2 separate regions of the Mus musculus genome follow, and region 2 is linked to region 1. A link is a loop called in an ENCODE intact Hi-C map of the cell type or tissue named here. Cell type or tissue: left cerebral cortex. All regions are shown on one strand. Links, peaks and the distances in the headings refer to the core of each region. The heading gives the core; the rest is flanking DNA.

What was found. A loop is a pair of places that touch in the nucleus more often than their neighbours do. Peaks named below come from ENCODE experiments on the same cell type or tissue, not always from the same donor. Only the 100,000 strongest peaks of a DNase experiment are listed, where the experiment ranks them.
Region 2: it touches region 1 in a loop (3-fold over the local background); 1 of 42 quality-filtered maps calls a loop at or near these places.

What each region holds. Positions count from the first base shown.
Region 1 is chr11:36,670,943-36,679,611 of GRCm38, forward strand. All of the region lies in intron 2 of Tenm2 (teneurin transmembrane protein 2), which reads right to left. Among named protein-coding and RNA genes, the nearest start is that of Gm51889, 22 kb to the right of the region's middle. In left cerebral cortex, for the core only: a CTCF peak has its summit at 4,164; DNase peaks (open chromatin) are centred at 4,181, 4,993, 5,680, 5,813 and 1 more place; H3K4me3 peaks cover 1,794 bases; H3K27ac peaks cover 1,804 bases.
Region 2 is chr11:36,486,129-36,494,797 of GRCm38, forward strand. All of the region lies in intron 2 of Tenm2 (teneurin transmembrane protein 2), which reads right to left. Among named protein-coding and RNA genes, the nearest start is that of Gm33585, 130 kb to the left of the region's middle. In left cerebral cortex, for the core only: a CTCF peak has its summit at 4,185 (motif pointing left); DNase peaks (open chromatin) are centred at 2,749 and 4,110.

The sequences.
Region 1 (8,669 bases), core at 2,046-6,045:
ATTGTAGTGGAGAATTTCAAAAAGTAGATTTTTTTTTTAACAACCTTCCATCTTTGAATGCTGTTCACTGGCTTGGACTTCTCCCTTCCATATCATTAGCAGAGGCGCTAATGATTAGACAAGTGTTTCACGTCAGGTAGTTAGGGAGAAGACAGAGTCAGAGAAGAAATCTGAATAATCCGTGTACTGGAAAATCAAACTCCGGATAATCAGGACTGTACTGTACAGGCAATTAGGATTCTGTCCAGTTAAGAGGAATTTGTAATCCATTCAGTTTCAAGCTAGCGAACTCCCATTTCTCAAAAACTTGTATTTCAGCCTCCGATGGCTTAAAAAGTTCTCCTTACTAGATTGTCTCCAATTACAGAGATCCTTCCGAAGCACAAGGCTGCAGAAGTATATTAAACCTGCAGGGTACCGTGTAGCTGCTGGCTTTACAGAGCTCTACAGCACCCGGGATCCCGATGCATGATGTAACACTGCCAAAGCGATTCACCACAGTCTGATAATGATATTTGTTCTGTTCACAAGGATTGTCTTACATGGGACGTTGGGGGTGTGGAGGTGGGGGACTTATCTTTGAATAGAAGGTTCAAAATAATAAGCAAAAGGGCCTAGAGATAAATTCGTATTTGAATATTTCCCCCAACTTGCAGCCTGCCCTCCAAACCACCACCACCACATGGGAGCGAGCACACACACACACACACACACACAAGCACAGAGGTAGGTCTACAGTGGATGTCAATAGATCTCTGACTCACTCAGCAGTAATAGAGAAACACAAGGATAGACTTGGAAGCAGAACAAGCTTTGGCCGAAACTGTCAGACTGAAGTTGACAGAGAAAGTGCACCTCTCCTCAAATCCAAAGACCAACTTTGGGAAAGCATCAAAATGTAATGAGCCCTTAACAGTGAAACAATAGCAATAGGACTGCATTAAGGCATATACATTCAGTACAAGGCTGTTTATGTTGTAGTATGGATTTGTTTTGTTGGATTTTATTTTGTTTTGGTTTGGTTTTGATTGCGGATTTTTTTTTCTAGATAATTTAGAATCCTATACAAACACACAGAAGCCAAACAGTCACATCCAGGAGAAAACAAGTAGAAAAAAAAAAAAACCCCACCTACACTGAAGGTATGAGGCGATAATTTCCGAGGCTTTGGGATATATTTTTTCCCTTGCATTGTAATGCGCTCAAGTGTATGAGTGATGCTTTTGTGTTTGATAATGTCAAGTGTGAATGTCATGGGCAGCCCCCCATCTCTGATGGTATTAAAATGGTGGGAAGATGAAAAGCTTAGAAAAGTAAATGGGACAAATTAAATTAAAGTGGCCAGAGGACACCAAAAGTCACCCATCTGCAGCTTGGTTCTGAGGCGACAGTGGCGACCCTGTCTACTTAAACAGGATCATAAAAGCAGCATTTCTGAGGCAACTATGCACCACTCCTCTTATTTAATTGTGCTAATGATTGTTTCTGCTCCCTCTCATTGTGAAGTCCACCGAATTGCAAAGAAACACCTTAAAGGTTTACGCATGTATTTATATTATGTAGTCGGACTAATGTCTATCACTGTGGTTGTCAGTCAAATGTACTAGGCAGCAAAGAGTTCAAGGTGAGGTATCACTAGTTTATAGACAGTAATTGACAACACAGGCAATTTGGGGAGGCAATTAACTTCAATAAATAAAGTATATACCTTTTCAGCAAGATGAAAACTCTCAAAGATCACACAAATCCATCATAATCAATGTCAGGAAACTGGAGATAAACCCGACGTGTATTGCGTCCAAATAGCAATAGCAAAGAGAGAACACCACGTCTTCTAAACCACGTGCCTCGTCTTTAACCAACGGTGAAGGTTTTTCTTACAAAGGTATGAAATAAACATACCCATACCAAATCTGTCTTAATGAGTCCAAGACATCTCCAGCACACACAAGAAGTCGCAATAATTACAATAGCATCCACATTCACTCTTCTCAGTTCTAGTTCTCAACTTTACAACCAGTGACTGAGCTAATGCAAGGTGCACTGGCCTCCAGCTTTGGGGCCAGGCATGCACTCCTCTTGTCCTAGCAACATATCTTTAAAAGTGAGTTAATACGGTCGCAGCATTGATAGCTTCAGAAGGTTGCAGTGTAGCTGGAGAAGAGAGGTCATCTAGACAGATGTTTCAGAGAATCCTGGGGAAAACTTTACTGTCATGATTCTACTCTTTTCTTACTCTCATACCAAGTTTCAACTAGTCTGCAAACTGCCTGACATCTTTCCCGTGGGCACCCCAAATTTGTCTGGTCCTTCAAAGCCCATTACTGGCAGTAGCATCCCTCATTGCTTGGGGTCTATGTTTCCTACATGCTCCATCTGATGGTGCTGTCCCACAATATTTCATGTTTTCATCTTCTTTCCTATTTCCTATTTCTCCTATGCCCTCAATCCACACCAGCCTATTCTTGCCTGCTCTGCTGAGGGACAGAGGGAGGCTCATTTGGTGTATTCACCAGTGCTTTCCAGGTCCACCCTGTGGCTTCCACTTCTATAAAGATGTCAGTGATGGGCAGACGTTTCTCTTTGTTGGGTAAGCTTGGGAGCATTTTACTCGTAGTGCTTTTGATATAGGAAGTACTTTATAGACGGTATGAGGAAAGAAGAGAGGTGCAAACAACAGGTAAAACAATCCCAGAAAATACAATCATACAGCAAATGTAGGCTATACTTTTTTTTTTTTTAAGAAAGGAAGAAAACAAGCCAACCACTACACATCAAACAAAATATGTACGTAAATCAACGAAGAACAAAGCTGGGCTGTCCTTACCTCAGTGGACTTCTAGTGCTAATTGCAAAATAGATGTACTTGACACTCAGGCCTTTTAAATATAAACTCTTTCCTTCCCAGAAAAGAAAGAAAGAAAGAAAGAAAGAAAGAAAGAAAGAAAGAAAGAAAGAAAGAAAGAAAGAAAGGAAGGAAGGAAGAAATGGGGGTTGTTATATTAAAACAGCCTCTGGAGCATTTCACACCTCAGGAGTGAAAAGTGCAGAAGAAATACTTCAATGCATCAGGAAAATCCACCAGCACAGAGCCATGTCTGCCTAAGGTAACAGGATCCAAAAGCTATCCGACGTAGGTCGGACTCTGTTTCTGTGCGAAAGTGGTTTTGTGATGCCCAACAATCCCCTTCTGTGAGGGGAAAAAAAATACATGCCCCTTCTCCACTGAAATTGGTTAATTGATCATATCTAAAAACAAATATTCCCATAGACAGAGGTCATTGGTTGCTTGAAATTGCATCAGTTCCTGTCTGGGTACTAGAATCCTGGGTTCCCCTGGGATGTCTTTGTCATTTTATCAGAATGATTATCAGCAGAGTAGTTCCAGCGTGGATCCCCTCAGCTTCTAAGCGCTTGCTCCTGTTTGCTTTTGCGTTTCTATTTCCCCCATCAAGCCGTGTGGCTTTTGCTTTGTCAGTCTGGCACTTAATATCCAATGTTAATTACATTTCCCATTCTGAGGAAAATCCTATTGGGCTAATTTTTCAACATCATATAATGAAAGAACTTCACTGACAAACCATGTAGGTTTTCGATTTTTGTTTTTTGTTTTGTTTTTTTAACTGGTACATCTATTAAGAACTTAATATTCAGTGGGAAAACAGTCTCAGAGCAATGAAATTCTATTACTTTAGAGGTTGCATGCTTTTAATTTCTTAATATTTCATTACTTGTTGGCAACTGGTGCATATTTTTATAATGCGTTTGATCATTACTCTTCTCCGGGTACTCTATTTCAGCTCTTCCTCTGACATCATATTTGCATGTTAAAGGGTTTTTGCATTCAGGGATGGGATGTTCTGAATAGCAATGTGCAGCTAACTTGATTTAAAACAAAACAAAACAAAACAAAAACAAAAATGGAAAACAGCAAACAGACATCATATATAGGGCCCAAGGAGGACAAATTGTCATTTACAAATCTAAATCAAGTTTGAATAGCTTTCTATAGAAAGACATAAAAGGTAATGATACAATGTAATTCATTAATTAGCAAATTAGTTTGGAGAGAGGGCTCTGATTCTTTGCCTCTTGTAAGTCTAGTTTTTCTTCTCTTTCCTGTGGGGGGTGGAAATAATCTTTTCTTTGCTCTCCAGCAACATCTACTGGAAAAGTCAGAAAAATGCTATTTATATGAATCAGATAGTTTGAGTAGGGATACCACTGATTGCCATCTACCCTAAAGAGTGCCACCAGCCAGCCGAGATGCCACCGGGTTACAGGGCAACTCTCTGCATGCACTTTAGTCCTGTGTCCTTCTAGGAGAGAGACAGAGGCTCATGTGGTGGTAAGTGGACAAGGTATAATTTAAAACTTATGACTGCCTCACCTTGAGGAAGTCATTTTCATATACAGAGGAAGAAAATATATGTGATAAAGTTACGGTACCTGGGCATATTTTCTGAACCCGTACCACTCTTTTAAAGCATAATCCTTATCATTAGAAAAAAATTGCCGGGGGGAGCGGTGGAGGGAGAAGAAGAAAAAGAAAGAAAAAAAAAAAGCCGTCAATGTTTAGGTGTACCAAGAATCAGAAAAGAGTTCATTCAAGAAGGCAGCACAGAGAAAGAATTCTGAAGAAAGCCACTTTATGATTCTGTCAAGTTTCTTAAGTTGAAGAGGAGGAAAACTACCTGTGAGGCTATTTTTTAAATTTGCCAGTGTCTACCAACACATCTACCCAGCATCCCATGGCTGTATGGCTTTTCCTGGATCCCATCTCTCTCTCTCTCTCTTCAATCCACAGAAAATAATTCCGTTTGCCTGCACCTGTACCGGGACCTTCCCAGGAAACTCCTACCCGGGATAAACTCTGGATGTTGTCCAGACGTTGTCTGACCAGAGCCACTTTCCACTTGTTCCTCCTTGCCCAGTACCGAGCCTGTCCCCATGCCCTCTCAAGGCTGAATCCATGAGCTGCATGTACAAGATGCCATTAGGTGGGTCTGGCAACACAAGATACTCCAGATAGAGGTGTTAAACAGCCAGTCCAGTTTGGAAACTAAGCAAGAAAACATTCTATCACGACACAAATGTGTGAAATACTATCTTTCTGTGCTCACTGAACTCCACAGAGCCATAGAAGGGCAGTTTTTCCTAGGGCCAAGCCTAGAGGCACGGCCATCACCTTTCCATATTCCCTTCCCAGGAAGCATTCTCTTTAATCAAACAGCACACTTGTAAGGAACTTCCCCTATGCCCACCAAGGTAATTTAAAAACCAACTTAAATACGTCGGGTAACGCTTGTCAAAAACCTGGATAGGACTCAGATTTCTGGTCACGCTTAATTTCAAAAGTTGGCTTATTTGTATTATATTTCTCCATTCTCAAATATCAGTTCATTCATGCCGGTCACAATTTCATTTTTTTTTTTTTTTTAACAGCAGAGGCAATGAAAACAAAATCCACCAAAAGTGAGATTAACAGCAAATAGCCCAAACTTTAAAAACAACATCTGCGGCCACAAACACCCTGTGCTGAGAGATGATTCAAGGATAGAGCATAGTCTCTGTTTGTTCACCGTGAAAATAGATACGAGCCCTTTAAAGCGTCATCCCCGAGCTTGTCAAAGGAGAAATGCCACCAGATACAATCCAGAGTTCCCATTCATAGCGCACAAAAGGAATGTCCACCTAAAGCTACCTCTAGAAGAGCACTACAGGTATCCTAGATTTGGGGGCTTAAATCAAAGTTCCCACTTGAGTCTCTAATTAGCCCCCTCTGCCATTAAGGGGGTCTCGAATCCAGAAAGCTTTATCCAACAGCACTTCCAGAGTTAACTCCCCCTCCAAACTGTCATAACTCGGTTCTCCTAATTATTTACTGGATGCCTCTCTAAGGCGTGCCCTCACCTGATGTTTTAAGTTCATATTTCATTTGGGACAACACTTAGTCTCCATTTAGAAACCGTCAACCTGCCTCAGGTTCAGGAGATTCGAGATGCGCCTCACCCACAAGAGCCAAGCCAAACACACCCAAGCAGCCAGACTTAAATAAACTCTGCCCTTTGCCGATACCTCCGGTGAGAAATTATTATAACGCATCAGAAGTTCAGAAAGAGGAAAAAATTTCAAATACCATCTGTCTTCCCAGGGCTTAAGTCCTGGAGTTCAAAAACAGTATCAATTGAATTATGTTTCCCCCTTCCCTTAGCTGTTTAGAATTTAACGTAATGCAAAGTGCTATTCTGATCAAAATCATATTTCTCATCTCTCCCCTTAAATAAAAGGGAGGAAAAAAATCATTCCATATAAATGCATTTACTATACAAATCTATTTTCAATTGAATTTGCTGCATGCTCTAATTCATCAAAATTAATACAGGTACTTTCTATGTTAAACAAAAGGAAGCCGACTGAAAAATCGGCTTCTGCTGCAGATGCCTTTCTCAATTATAAAACCGGTGAAAACAGAAATTTAACTAAGCCACTCGGTCAAACCCTCCGATCGGCTCGGCGCTCTTACCTGCCTCAGCTGAAGGCTTCCTTCCCTTGTTAGCAGTGTGCAGCATCGCTAGCTCGCTCCAATCCTCACCACGGGCTCAAATTACACCACCGCTAAGTCCACCCCCTCGCCTTTCCCCTTCTCTGCCTTCTTTCCTTTCTATTTATTTTTTTCTTTTTTCTTTCCTTTCCTTTCTTTATTATTATTTATTTTTTTGCCAGCAAGAAAAATACTTATTGAGAGTGATTAGTTTTTGTTGTCCCTTTTAAGTCCCTCCTGCAGGAAGGAACAGGGGAGCAATGTGACGCCACCTTTTAATCTTTTGTAAGAGTGAAAAGGCAGAAAAGGAACGCTCGATCAAGCTGAGCTGCACACATGACTAAAACTCGCAGGAGACGCTGCTGCTTGCTGCCTGGCGAAAGCACCGCCAGGCTTGAGTGTAAGAACAGAGAAGAGAGGAGTCGATGGAATGTGACAACGTATGTGCATCAAAGGCAGGGGGAGAGAGAACAATGAGCAAGGGAAGACAGCGAGGAGAGGGAGAGATGGAGGGAGAGGGAGGGAGAGAGAGGGAGAGCAGAGGGAGAGACAGGAGAGAGAGAGAGAGAGAGAGAGAGAGAGAGAGAGAGAGAGAGAGAGAGAGAGAGAGAGAGAGAGAGAGAGCACATACACACACGGAGAAAAGATAGAGCGGGGTTTCAGGCAGGGGACTCTGAGAATAAAGCCACAGTGCGGTGTCTGGCAGCTTCTGTTTTTATCTCAGCGAGCATGATCCGCGGCCTCTCTCATTTAGAAACACATCCGTGTATCTTCCAGGTTTGAAAACTGAGATAATCGCAGTGTGTCTCTGGTTTTGTCTGATTGGCATTTAACTGTGCGGTGTGTACCTGTGATTTTTTTTTTAAAGGATGCATTTGTGTGCAATTTATTTCGCATATTTATTTATGTAGGCAAAAATGAAAGCTGCTAATTTCTACGGCAATTTGCAATGTAGTTTTACTGGCAGATGGAAGTCTACTTACCATAACTGCTGACAAACTGCCACGGGTAAACAAAAGAAGAAACAAATGCTTCGTCTTGATAATTGTCTTAAAAAAAAAAAAAAAAAAGAGGAACCCACCCTAAAATATTAGCACTTGCAAAAATAGTGTTTCTTGGCTCAAGTTTAAAAGGTGATTTTTCTCCCTTAGTTTTTTAGAAAGAAAGGCACAATAAAAGGGAGACATAGTGTTTGAAGGAAAGGTCTTAGGGAAGAAGCTTTTTGTAACGCACACACCTAAATTCTCCCTGGTTTCCCTCCAAATGTGATGACTGGTGGCTTTCTGGAGTCCTGGGGCAGAGTTTTTGAGGCACTATTTGCCATGGACTTACACTGCATCTTCCTACCTTCCTCGACTATTTTAAAAGGAGGCTCCATTTTTTAAAAAAAAAAAAAAAAAACAAAGTGGCAAAGAAATGATTTGCCCATTCAAATCACTTCCAGGGCTGCCTCATGAGCTTTGTTCTATTTCCACTGTCCTCTAGCCACACGGGGGCCAGGATTACACAGTTAAATTCCCTCAGTGACCTCTTTTATAAGGATGTAAATTGCTGATTCCAAGGTCAAGTATTTGGTAGAAGTTAGTTATTGGTGAGATAACTGCCTGTTTTTCCATGGTAACCTGAGCCAACACAGTCGTGAGCTCGCAGGAAGAGGAGACGCCCAACCTTTCGATGGACCATCTCCTCAAAATCATGTTTCTGTAAGATCAGAAGGTCAAATCCATGCACCAGACTTAGAACACTTACCAATTCAGGAAAAACAAAACAAAACCTAAACAACAATAACGAGATAACTCAATAGTCCTTCTTTGAATTTCTACCACGTCATAGTCTAAGAGTCTGCCCGAGGACCCTCAGCATCTTGTAGTTTGGAATTCCTATGTGAGCCAGATGTAGAATTTGAATTGGTGCAAAAAGAATAAGACACTTTTGCCTGCCCCAGTCACAATGTGGTATTCAAAGTGGGCTTGCTTAATCTTGTTATGCCAGAGCATAACTCTTTTCATGCTCTGCCAATAGAAGGATATGTGTTTTGCTTGGACCCAAATAAAGAAGTACCCCCATCTTGGATACGCTCAGATGTAACTCTACTGATTATTAAGGCGGTAAAAGGAGTGGAGAA
Region 2 (8,669 bases), core at 2,210-6,209, 180 kb before region 1:
AAATTCTAGGTATGAAAACAGATTCATGAAAATTTAGAAGTATTCACAGCCAGTTATCATTTACCCAGGGCCTGGGTGGTAATGAAGTTAACAAACATGCCTAAAGTGGGCAGGTGCTCTGGCTATTCTCGGTACCAGGCGGTTGGAGGCAACATGCTTGTGTGACGCCTCCTTCTCTTTCCTGTCTCTCGCTCCACTAGAAACGCTGTTATCGTCGTATAGTCTCCATTCCGTACCTAGTGCTTCCGAGTCTCACTGGCTGCTCTGCTAGAGGACGGTTGGCATTTGCTGATTGCCTGGGAGCTTGGTGCTGTGACTCCAAATTCTCAGCGAAAGGGTTCTAAGGCACCGAACTAAATGACCTTTGACTCATGAGCTGAGAAAAGAATGCTGGGAAAATCTATGCTTTTCAACATTCCCCTAAGGTAAAATAGAAAAAGAAACTAGGGGAAGATGAAACCTGAGCCAATATACTCTAAGAAGAACATTTTTAAAACTCCATCCCATATACAATCACCAAACCCTGACGATACTGTGGATGCCGGGACGTGTTTGCTGATGGAAGCCTGATATGACTGTCTCCTGAGAGGCTCTGACAGAGCCTGACAAATACAGAGGTGGATGCTCACAGGCAACCATTGGACTCAGTGCGGGGGTTCCCTGATGGAGGAGTTGGAGAAGGGACTGAAGGAGATGAAGGTGTTTGCAGCTCCATGGAGGGAGCAACAGTGTAAACAGACCAGACCCTCTGGAACTCCCAGGAACTGGACCACCAACCAAAGAGTACACATGGAGGGGCTCACGGCATAGAGACAGGGGGAGGGGGATGGGATAGGGGTTTCTGAAGGGGAGACCTGGAAAGGGGAAAACATTTGAAATGTAAATAAAGAAAATAACAACAACAAAAAATCTTTGTCTGGGGCTGGAGAGATAGCTCAGCAATTAAGACCACTTGATCTTCTAGAGAAGCAGAGTTCAATTCCTAGTACCCGTGTCCAGCAGCTCACAATCTCCTATAACACTAACTTATTAACTAAAGTGAGGGAATCTCACCACTTTAGGTACCCATAAACACATAGCACACACACACACACACACACACACACAGACAAAGGCAGAGACAGAGAGAGATTTTTATATTGCTGGTATGTGAAATGTAAGTTTTTATGTGTGTTTACATGTATATGTGCGTGTATGTGTGTGTGTGTGTGTGTGTACTGCATATTACCCTATAATTTTTCACTGTTTTTGTTTTGAGGTATGATCTCTCAGTGGAGCTGGAGCTCAGTAATTTGGCGAGAGTACCTGGCCAGCAAGCTGCAGGGAATCTCCTGATTCTGTCTTACTAAGAGCACAGGCACACACCACCATGCCAGGCCTTTACATGGGTGCTGGGAAGCTGAACTTAGGTTCGAATGCTTGTGTAGCAAGCACATTACTGACTAAACCATCTCTCCATTTCCATCCAAGATCCTTTGAAACAATTTCTGGATGTGGCTGCATGCTGTTGCAAACACTTGGTCGTACAGAGGTTGCCAGCTGTGAAGGAGCTAGAACAGAGTCTGTGACTGTGAGTGCCAACAGTGGCTGGTGTGTGCCTAAGTTAGGGCCGCAGTCCTGGTTTGGGGGATTGCTCAGTAAGGAGGTCAAAGACAAAGTTAAATGTGGAATTTATATGCTGTCTAAGTAGGGAGAATGGGAAGAGTTAAGACAACAACAACAACAACAACAACAATAGTAATAATAACAGTAAGAGCAATAGCAACAATATCCTCCTCCCCCCAAAATCTGGAAACTCAATTGTAATTTCAGTAAGGTATTCCTGTACATCAGCAATTTTTTTTCATTTGTTTTCCTTTTTGGTTCAAAAGACAGGGACTTTTGGAAGGGAAGGGATAGAGGTCTTATAGTAATCCTTCTGGTAACAGCCATAGGACAAATTCTGATTGCCTTGCAACCTCTATATAAACTTAATGAAGCATTTTTAGTTGGATGTTTTAAAAACTGGGTCAAAGAAAGGGGGAGAGCATCCTGAATGCTGATGTGACTCGGTAATAGATTGAGTAAGCGGTGGCAGGAAACGTGTGGACTCCTTTGCCTAAGCACAGATCTGAGCCAGCACAGCAAAACCTTACTGATGAGCAGGGATCAATACCAGCAGAATAGCCAAAATCAGCTTTTTGTCCCTAACCTCACCATAGCCTACCCGTAACTGCAGAGGATCAAGCACTTATGTAGGTCCCCACAGTGTCTCACGTGGGCACCACCACTGCAGAAGGACAGGAGTAGAGGAAGGGAGGTGCTCAGATCTCTGGGAAAATAATTAGCCAGCACGAACATTACCTCTTCCTTTTCACGTTTTCTGTAATTCCTTCTGTCTGAGAGAGAAGCTGTATGTAATATGTGACACAGGTGAAACCCATGCAATAAAGACAGCTGAGGTCCTTCCATGCAGGAGGGGATCTTTCTTCCTAAGAGCTGGCACCTTCTTATGTCACTCGCTCAAGGGAGATCCTGAGCTGTGTGCACCTACACGTGCAGGTGTGTGTGTGTGTGTGTTTATGTGTGTGCATGCTTCAACTGAGAGTCACTTTTGATTCCCTTCCAAAAAGGCCATCTGAGAGTCAAAACCAACACATTCTTCCAGTGAGGCCTGAGTCAGACACTGTGTTTCTTTCTGCCTCACTCTTTCCAGCCTGGAGCCGCTTCTCATGGCACACAGAGCTCACTGCTGAAAGCAGACAAATGATTCTAAGTGGATGAAACTTTCCCAGGTGCTTCTGTTGTTGGAAGTTGTCTTCCTGGCACCACGTCTGTTTCCATCCCTGTTCTAACAGATACGTGAGAATTTCTGGATACAGCTACTGTGGGAGGCGAAAAGGCAAGGCTTCCAGAGCTGCTTAGAAACTAGGTGGGAACCTCCAGTTTCCTCTGGGGGTGCTGGGATAGAACCCTGTGAGTCAGGAACTTCTAATACAGGACTGCTGAGGTACTCATGGCTCTGGAGTAGCATTAGGGAATAAGACGTTCTCTTTCTAATTTGTTAATAATCCAAAAGTAATAGATTAGCCATTTAAAAACAACAACAACAACAACAACAACAAAACAAACAAACAAACAAAAAACAAAAAACAAAAAAAAACAAAAAAACTCCTTTTTTTTTTGCAGTGATATTACTAACATTATCATAGGATATTATTTTCAGAGGAAATTTGTTCAATCAAAGTCCATATTTTTTCTAAATAGAAGATCAGAACACTTTGTGTGTGCGCGCGCGTGTGTGTGTGTGTGTGTGTGTGTGTGTGTGTGTGTGTGTGTGTACTTGTGTGTAACCTCCTTTAGGCACTTGTCAATTGACAGAACACTGGATGTGAGCTGAGCATCCACCAGGCACTGGATAAATCAGAGGATACATACCAAGTTTCTGCTCTGTTGGAGTTTGTGTATAGTGGTTGAAAGAAGACAGATAGCTTCTCAATAACTAATTACATCACTTGATAGAAGGTCTTAAGTACCATGGAGGGCAATGAGGGAATAAAATGAGTGCCAAGAATATCGAGAGTGGAGGAGAGTGTGAGAGAGGGTGACCTTTCAGCAGTGTAGAAATGGGAGAATCAACGCCCTCCTTTACTTAGCTATCAATAGTCCTGAACTTCGGTGTCACAGTGATATATTTTGGGTCAGCCCGTGCACATAAAGGTGTGGACGCGACCAGAAGCCAGATTTAGGGATAGCTATGGGTATTAACATTTATTCACATTCAGGGGACCCTGTTAATACCTACCTAGCAGGATAGCCTGTTAATTACCCTGTAATTACCTTCTGGGCCAATAATTGAAATTCTAATAAAAGCAAGAGAGAAAATAAGCAAAGAGAGGATAATCAGAAGAAGCCAGGGTCATCCTCACTTAGGTGAGTGCCAAGAGCTAACTCAGAGACTATATAGAAAACAATTGCCTTCTGCCGAGGTTCCCACACCCTCCGACAGTGTATTAAATTCTTTTCTTGTCTGACATAAAGTAATAACAGAGAGTCGTCGCCGTCCCGGGCCACAGAAGATGGGATGGCTTTATTTCCCTTTTTTCTAGAAGAGTGTCACAGTCTTCTGTTTAAGGATACAAGAGCAGAAACTGGACCATGTCAGGACCATGTCAGAATTTACTGCCCCCTAGAGGAAGGAAGGGGAAAAGCACTGCGGAGGGAATGCAGCAGGGGGAGGTAGAACTGGGAAAGAGGCTTTTATCTGAATGGTCAGCTTCAGGCTCTCCTCCAAGGAGAGTATAGCACAAGAATAAGGATAGCTTAAGGAAACTCATGGATAAAGTGTGGTCAGTTTCTCAAGTCTGAATACTCATCAGATACACAGGTGGAAGGACAAATAGGAACAAACAAAACAAAACAAAACAAAACAAAACAAAGGACACAACTGAATAACTTCTGTCTCCAGGTGGGTGCCCATCAGCACCTTAGTAAAGTAGCTGTTGTGTCTCTGAGCTTGTGGGAATATCCAGCTCATGGCTTTTTCTCAAGGAGTCTCGTGGGGCAACAGATCACACACACCGTGCCTCCTCCCAGACCCATCATCTTATTGAAAGGGGGATGAATTCCAACCCTGGCCGGCACATCAGAGACCCCAGGCACATCCCGGCTTGTCCGGCATGGTGCAGTCTACATTCCTGTCCCATCTGTCCTCACACCCCAGTGACTCACACCCAATTCTCACCCGCACCCCCTTCTTCAGCATCCCTGGGAACTTAATCTCTATCCTCGTGAACTTTTATGACGGTGTAAAAGGTTTGAGACAAACTGCAAGTTTTTCTATTTATGTGGAATCACAGTCCTTATAAAAGTTTCCATCTATGGAATAAGAGTTCTAACAGTGAACAGTGATTGTGCTAACATTTATTTAGCTGGTAGTACACGCTGGGAGCTTAGGGGCATTTAATAATGCGCACTGACGTGTTCAAAGTCCTTTGAACATATTCATATTGTGTCTTCATGGAGACAGAGAAGTTAAGCAATTAGCTGGTTAAGGAACAGCTAGCAAAAGGCTGAAAAAAAAAACCACCCATAGTTTGAACCCAAGACTCTGAATTTAGGCTTTTATCCTTGACCATGGATTACCATACCTAGGCAGTACTGATGCCAAGTATTAAGCTATCCACAGTAAGTTCAGTATGGAAGACTGATGGTGTTGGTGAAGATGCAGAGAGCTAGGCGGTGGTAGGGGTTGTTTGTTTGTTTCTATAGTCTACATTATCAACTAAGGAGCTAGCACGACACTAGATGACACCCGGACTGGATGATATGGGAAGAGTTTAATAAGGGAACTATTTAGAGATGCAGTCAGGGTTTAGGGCAGCCAGAGGGATGCTGCAATGCTTTAAGATTAGCAGGTACTACTACCAACCTTCTGTGAGCTACACAATAAAAGGAATCGGGAAAGAGAAAACCTTAGAGTGAGGGTACCTGGGAATGCTCGAGGACTAAGTGTTAAGTTCAGGGAAACAGCCAACCTGGGAGTCAGGAGTTCTGCTTCCCCTCACCCCACCCTCTGTCCTTTCCCTGACTTCTCATCCCTGTGAATAAACTGTGTTGGTATCTATAGGACAAAAGCATTGGACAACCAACCCACGGGGCAACTTTCCATATCTTGGGGGTCCCAGGGCAATATGAAGGACAGACAGACACTGCGCAGTGCAGTCTCTGTCGGGGTAAACTGGGGCAAACCTCACCCTCCCTGGGACTCAATTTCTTCATCATTATAATGAGACAATTAGACCACATGTAATTTACACTGCCTTCCAGCTCTGACATTTTAAAGTTTTATGAATCCAACCTCCAACTACTTCCCAAGAGATCTTCAGAATAACTTCAAAAAATAAAATAAAATAAAATAAAATAAAATAAAATAAAATAAAATAAAATAGAAGTCTGAGAGGCAGCCCCCACATGCATGCTCACATGCTTTGCCCTGTCACAGAGAATGCCGGAGGACTAGGTGTGGTTAACGTAGGAGGGCATTTGTCCATCTGACAGGTAACCAGGACACTGTTAAACGGTTCAAAGAAGATGATAGAGAATGAGAAAATAGTCCCAGCAAAGGACCATTTTGCACTTTAATGCACTATAAGCTCTTTAAGATGAAAAGCAAAGGCAGGGAGGAAAGTGGGCACCACAGCAACTCTGGAAAACCCAGAGATGTGTCGTGGGTTTATACGGATATCTGTGTGATGGCAATTCACAGGCCATCCATGCACTTGAACCAGTGGTCACATGTTGCCGGGCAGTGAACGTGTATGTCTGGCATATGGCCTTGGCTGGGGACAGCTGGCATAGGGAGTGGGAGGAGGGAGTGTGCCTCCACAAGTCATATGGGGCTTGTCTAAGTAGCCTTGACAATGTGCTCCGAGCTGCTCACTGGACTGATGCTAGTCTTAAGGTTTCTTGCTGAGACTCTTGAGAGAACACTCTGTGTGTCCAAGCAGACAGAGACACTGGCGAGAGATGAGGGCATCTGTCCTCTCTAGCTTCTGGAGACATATTTACCCCCAGAGGCTAATGCAACTCAAGCATGGGGTCTGAAAAGACTGTTGGGATGGTTCCGAGGTGGTTTTTGATCTGCATGCTAGCTCCTCATACTCATTCTATTTAAACAAACGTAAATGAAGTGAGAGAATCTGCCTTTTATGTTCTAGAGACCCATGGGAGGGTCTCTAGATATTAGCCAATGACCAGATCTACAGATGATTTTTCTCCTCAAATGAGAGGATACTGTGGCAAACTTCTAGATCCTATAGACAACTGAAGTATATGTGCATGAATGTGATGGAAGGGCTAGCGAGCTGGAGAGGGGGTACACCTCTAATAGAATTTACTCTGTTACAAATATACCCAATACAGCAAGACAAACAAAAACAAAGTAAGAAAATCAATGGAATATATATGGTTATAAAGAATATAATTATATATAATATATATTAGTTATACAATACAGTTAAGTTATATGGAACACATTTTTAATTCTTTGGGAACTTATTTGTGGGAGTTTTCTATATATTAATGGGAATATGTGATTGGCTTTGCCATCAACTGTAGCTCCATGTTAAAATATTTTTAATATAAGCAAAAAGGAAGTGGGATGAAATATCCCTAGGGCTTAGTACTATCTGCAGTTTCAAGCATACACTTATGATCTTGTAACGTAAAATCTTCTATGTATACGGAATGGACCATCATATTTTATATACAAGAAGACAATATATAAGAATGTAAGAATAATATATATAATGAATAATATATATGATATATAATATAAAATAAGATGTATATATAAAATACACGAATATATATATACATATATATATGAAATGCAAACATATATTCATGGTTATATTTTCCATAATTTTAGTGACCTATAGCAAATTATGTTTAAAGATCATTAACTGTAAGTGTCTAGAAATAAATAGGTCATAAATGATGTTTTTGAATAGAGTCATAAAATTACATAGCTCTGCAATATCCTGCCTGTGGCATGAATTACTGCTTTGTCCAGTGTATCCTCTTTGTATATGCTACCTGACCGTTATTAAATGAATTGCTATGATTCTGTTGTGATTGGATTTAAGCAGCCTTCATTTGACTTAATAATAGCCTCCAAAGTGCCGAGGTTGTGACCCTGGCAATTTATTATAGGATATTGCAAAATCACTCTATTTCCTTACATGTTAATATTGGGTTTTTTTTTTTACATAGATAGCTATGCATCAGAAAATCATTAGTATTTATAGGGATCAGTACTATCTATAGTTTCAAGCACACACTTAAGATCTTGTCACATAAAAACTTCAATGTCTAAGGAGTGGACTCTACCACATTTCACATACAAGAAAACCAAGCCTTCAGCACAGAATAGGTAAATACAATATACTCACTGATTATATACAATTATATGATAGATATCATTTTACATCTCTGAATGAATCCTCTACTTCCAGCACCTTTATTAGCAAAATGTGGACCTACTAATAATGGTAACACCCACCACACAGGTGGTAGATGATCCGAGCAAATCAGTCAGACAGCATAACTAAAAGTACTTTGTAAAACATAAGCTGTTCCCAGACACAAGAGGTTATTATCACTCCATCAAAGGTGACATGACAGCAGCCCGCTGTGGGAAGGCAAATGGCTTGCCTGGAGAATTCTCAGCCAAGCCTGGCACCTGCACCAGGAGATACCAGGAGTTTCTTTAAAACCTGTTCATTGTAATGCATATCAGTTACGAGAAGCTGGAAGAACCCCTATTTTGGGAAAAAAGTCTCACAGATAGAATGGATCATTCTTCCTTCTTCCTTTTTGCTTATATTAAAAATATTTTAACATGGAGCTACAGTTGAAGGCAAAGCCAATCGCACATTTCCTTTAGTACACAGAGAACTCCCACAAACAGGTCCCTAGAGGATAGGAAATAGGTGGCAGATGCACACATGGAAACTTGAAATCAAGCACTTTGGCAATAGACTCAGGATGCTTGACTTAACAGATGTTTACAGTTAATAAAACCCATTTTATATCTATTTCGCAGAATATTTTTCTGCTAATACACCTGGCAACCCTCATGAAGGAAACAGACAAAATTCAGATCGACAGCCTGATAGGAATTAGAA